Regions from separate parts of the Homo sapiens genome. Here region 2 is linked to region 1. Evidence: chromatin loops called from intact Hi-C (ENCODE). Cell type or tissue: endothelial cell of umbilical vein. All regions are shown on one strand.

Region 1 (2,500 bases):
TACTATGATACAAACTTAGATGTCATAACCTAGGCTACATGGTATAGCCTATTGCTCCCAGGCTACAAACCTGTAAAGCATGTCATTGTACTGAATACTCTAGGCAATTGTAACACAATGGTAAGTATTTGTGTATCTAAACGTAGAAAAGGTACAGTAAAAATATGGTATGAATGATAAAAAAAGATACACTTCTATAGGGCATTTACTAATGAGTGGTGCTTACAGGACTAGACACAATTCTAGGTGAGTCAGTGAGTGGTGGGTGAAATGTGAGAGCCTGGGACATTACACTACTGTTGACTTCATAAACACTATAAACTTGAGCTAGGCTAAATTTTTTTTAAAAAGTTATTTCTTCAATAATAAATTTACCTTAGCTTACTGTAACTTTTTTTACTTTTTTAAAAACTTTTTGATTCATTTGTAATGAACACTTAGCTTAAAAGGGAAGCATATTGTATAGCTGTACACAATTTTTTCTTTATATCCTTATTTTTATAAGCTTTTTTTCTATTTCTTAAATTATCTTTTTCTTTCTTTCATTTTTCTTTCCTTTTTTTTTTTTTCACTTTTTAACTTTTTTGTTAAAAACCGAGACAGAAATATGCACATTAGCCTAGCCCTACACTGGATCAGGATCATCAAGATATCATTAGGCAGCCAGACGCGGTGGCTCATGCCTGTAATCCCAGCACTTTGGGAGGCCGAGGCAGGCGAATCACCTGAGGTCAAGAGTTCGAGACCAGCCTGGCCAACATGGTGAAAAACCATCTCTACTAAAGATACACACAAAAAAATTAGCCAGACGTGGTAGCGGGCGCCTGTAATCCCAGCTACACAGGAGGCTAAGGCAGGAGAATTGCTTGAACCTGGGAGGCAGAGGTTGCAGTGAGCCGAGATCGTGCCATTGCACTCCAATCTGGGGGACAAGAACAAAACTCTTTCTTAAAAACAAACAAAAAAAGATATAATTAGATTATAGAAATTTTTCAGCTCCAGTTCCATGGTAATCTTATGGGACTATCATCATATATGTGGTCCATCATTGACATCATTGATCCAAACGTCCTTATGCGGCTCATGATTATTTCCCTAGGACCACAGTCAGGGAGGAAAAAGATGTACTCCAGCGACCTCTGCTGAATTCCAAAGGCTGCGGCCATAGTTCCTGGTGACGCAGACAGTCTGATAAAAAACTAAAATGGCGGTGTCGCCCGTACACGTCGTGCAGCAGAGCATGACGGAAAGGACTCTGCTGGAACGACTGGCGGCACAGACTTAAGGCCGGACTCCACTCCCCACCCTCTGTAGTTGGGGCTTCATACCCCTGAGCTATGATGGCACCTTATTGTGAAAACGCCCTGAAAGTGCGAAGAGGTCTCTAAGCCACAGGTGTGGCGATGTTGTTGTCATTACCAGGGACATTCCAGTAGGCGGCGATAGAGGGCAGTATGAGTGCCGCAACCACGCCCTACTTTTTCTAGAGCTGGGTTGTTAAATGATAGGGTTTGATAGGGTTTGAGGCCGAGTCAGAGTTTAAGAATGGTGGAATTTAAACTTTAAAGCTAGGAGTTTTCATCTGAGATTCCTACCGGAAATACACAAGGGTTTGTAGCAGTGGTGAAGGTCAGGAAGTGAATTCCTTGAAATAGTATATAAAAATAAAAACGTAAATTTCTCTGCACTTGTAGGGAGAGAAGGTCCATAGCTTTCATCAAAGAATTTGGTGAATCCTTGCCTTAGGGGTTGGGGCTCCGGGCCAGGGACAACATAGTATAACAATAATGCAGAACTGTAGAGCCAGACTTTCTGGTTTCACATCTTTACCTCTCTAAATCCTTCCTATGTCATCTTAGGCAATGCACTTAACCTGTTTCAGACTCAGTTTCTTTATCTATAAAATGAAGATAACAGCTGTGCTGACTTTTTAATAGACATTCTGACTGGCATAAGATGGTACCTCGTTGTTTTCATTTGCTCTTCTCTGATGATTAGTGATGTTGAGCATGTTTTCCTTTTTTAATTTTACTTTAAGTTCTGGGATACATGTGCAGAATGTGCAGGTTTGTTACACAGGTATACATGTGCCATGGTGGTTTGCTGCACCCATCAACCCATCATCTAGGTTTTAAGCCCCTCATGCATTAGGTATTTGTCCTAATGCTCTCCCTCCTCTTCCCCCACCCCGACAGGCTCCAGTGTGTGATGTTTCCCTCCCTGTTTTCATGTGTTCTCACTGTTCAACTCCCACTTATGAGGGAGAACATGTGGTGTTTGGTTTTCTGCTCCTGTGTTAGTTTGCTGAGAATGATGGTTTCCAGTTTCATCCATGTCCCTGCAAAGGACATGGACTCATCCTTTTTTATGGCTGCATAGTATTGCATGGTGTGTATGTGCCACATTTTCTTTATCCAGTCTATCATTGATGGACATTTGGCTTGGTTCCAAGTCTTTGCTATTGTAAATAGTGTTGCAATAAACATACATGTGCATGTGT
Region 2 (2,500 bases), 520 kb before region 1:
AGGGAATAAAGCTTGCCCACACCTTCACCCTCTTAATCTTTGTCTCTCTTCTTTCAGTTAGCTGGAAGTATTTACCCTGGGACTTAAATTTTACAGGATTTACTCAAGGGATTGAATGTCTCAAGCTCAGCTGTCCCTTGACAAAATGGCATTGCATTTATTAAGGTACAGACTAAGCTATGTAGCAGAAAATGTCTAAAACAGAGTGATTTAAATATGATAGAATTTTATTTCTTATTCACATAATAATACAAATATGAGCAATTCAGGGCTGGCAGGTGAACCCTATCATCCTCAGCACTTGCTTTCCTTTCTGGGGCCAAGATGTCTGTTCCAGTTGTAGCTATTCCCGGCTATCATGAAGAAAGAAAGAAAGAAGTCCAGGGCAAGCAGCATTGTCTATAAGGACACAGCATGGAAATTGTATATATCACTTTTTCTTATACTCTGTTGTTCTGAACTAATTCTTATGGCCATAATTGGCTGCAAAAAGAGTCTAAAAGATGTAATCTCTAATTAGTCAGCCATGTGCTCAGCTAAAAGTTAGGTGATTCTATTACTAAAAAAGAAGGAGAGAACGGAAATGGAGATACAAATTAGCAGTCTCCACTACTTTGTTTTTGGTGCTGTCACTACACTTTAGCAATTTTTACTCTTTGCGTTGTTCGTTGAAGGTTGAAGTCTTCCTGCTAAACATCTAAAAATTTTACTTTATTTTTAATTCTTGATTTTTGATGTTCAGATAGACATACAATTATGAAAACAAAAATCCATGGAATGTATGCTAAGTTTTCTGTAAACAGAAGCAGATAACTGGGCTGGACATTTTTTTGAAGATTCCATCTATCACCTCTGTCTATATACATGCTAAAAGGAAAATATGTTACTAATTGATACTGACTTTGAAAACACTAATTTAAGCCACAATTGAATTATCAGCAACTACTGAGAATAAAATTTGACTTTATGTAGAAATCAGTTATTTATTTAGTTCCTCTCACTTGTTTCTGATCAGAACCCAGTGAGATACTTCTAACAAGATCTTATAATTTAAAAAAAAGAAAAAGGAAAAGAGATATTTACATCAGTTTTTTAAAAATATAATATTAGTTGCTAGCATTCAGGTAGGGCCCAAGTGAGAATGGTTTTTTTAATAATTTGGACTTTTATTATAGATTCAGGCAGTACATGTGCAGGTTTCTTACATGGGTATATTGTGCAATGCTACATTTTAGAATATAAATGATCCTGTCATCCAGGTAGTGAGCATAGTATCCAATAGTTAGTTTTTCAACCGTTTTCCGCATCCCTCCTCCCCCTTTAGTAATCCCCAGTGTCTCTTGTTAAATCTTTCTTTTAATTAATTTCAACTTTTATTTTAGGTATGGGGGTACATGTGCAGGTTTGTTACATGGGCATGTTATGTGATGCTGAGGTTTGGGGTACAGATCCCATCACATAGGTAGTAAGCATAGTACCCAATAGTTTTTCAACCCTTGCCCTCCACCCCAATTTCTATTGTTGCCATCTTTATGTCCATATGTACCCAATGCATAGCTACCACTTATAAGTGAGAACTTTTTTGTTTTCTGTTCCTGCATTCATTTGCTGAGAAATTAATGGCCTCCAGGTACATCCATGTTGCTGAAAAGGACATAATTTCATTCTTTTTCAAGTCTGCATAGAATTCCATTGTTTGTACATACCACATTTTCTTTATCCAGTCCACCACTGATGGGCACCTAGGTTGATTCTATGTCTTTGCTATTGTGAATAGTGCTGTGATGAACATATGAATGCATGTGTCTTTTTGATAGAATGATCTATTTTTCATGCTTTTTTTTTTTTTGAGATAGAGTCTCAGTCTGTCACCCAGGCTGGAGTGCAGTGGTGTGATCTTGGCTCACTGCAACCACCACCTCCCAGGTTCAAGCAATTCTCCTGCCTCAGCCTCCCAAGTAGCTGGGACTACAGGTGCACGCTGCCACACCCATATATTGCCCATTTTTAATGGGGTGATTTGTTTTTTGCTTGCTGAATTGTTTCAGTTTTTGGAAATTTTAAAAAGTGACTTCCCGTCTCTGAACCTGGGTATACTCATCTTGAAAATGATGCAGTATAAGATGAAAGAACAGGACTAGAAAACGAGGGAGGGAAGGAGCAGCAGACTTGAATCTAAATCCTGGCTCACTTTCTGGCTAACAATGTCACTTGTAGAATAAGTCCTGTCATCTCTGTGCAATTGATTGCACCTCTGGCACCTACCTACCCCATAGGCCTATTAGAAATATCAAATGATAAATCTGTTTGTAAACTAGACAGAATCCTATAAGGAGAAAATCTGTAAGATTTCATTCCCTCCCTATGTCTCACCATCCTTTGCCCTCTGGTTGCAGCAGTAGTTAATACTTTCCTGCCACCTTGTATCTTGCCTTTTGTAAAACTAATTTCATCAAGACATCATTAGGGCTGGAGCTAAAGCCTGTGGCTTCTGATTCTT

Evidence for each region. Peaks named below come from ENCODE experiments on the same cell type or tissue, not always from the same donor. Only the 100,000 strongest peaks of a DNase experiment are listed, where the experiment ranks them.
Region 2: a loop joins it to region 1, with 5 times the contacts of the local background. A loop is called at or near these places in 27 of 110 quality-filtered maps.

What each region holds. Positions count from the first base shown.
Region 1 is chrX:66,727,753-66,730,252 of GRCh38, forward strand. No RefSeq gene overlaps it. Among named protein-coding and RNA genes, the nearest start is that of EDA2R, 90 kb to the left of the region's middle. In endothelial cell of umbilical vein, a CTCF peak has its summit at 1,417; no DNase peak of the experiment used is centred here; H3K4me3 peaks cover 356 bases; H3K27ac peaks cover 375 bases.
Region 2 is chrX:66,203,765-66,206,264 of GRCh38, forward strand. The region is part of intron 13 of HEPH (hephaestin); the gene reads left to right. Among named protein-coding and RNA genes, the nearest start is that of HEPH, 41 kb to the left of the region's middle. In endothelial cell of umbilical vein, no CTCF peak of the experiment used is centred here; no DNase peak of the experiment used is centred here.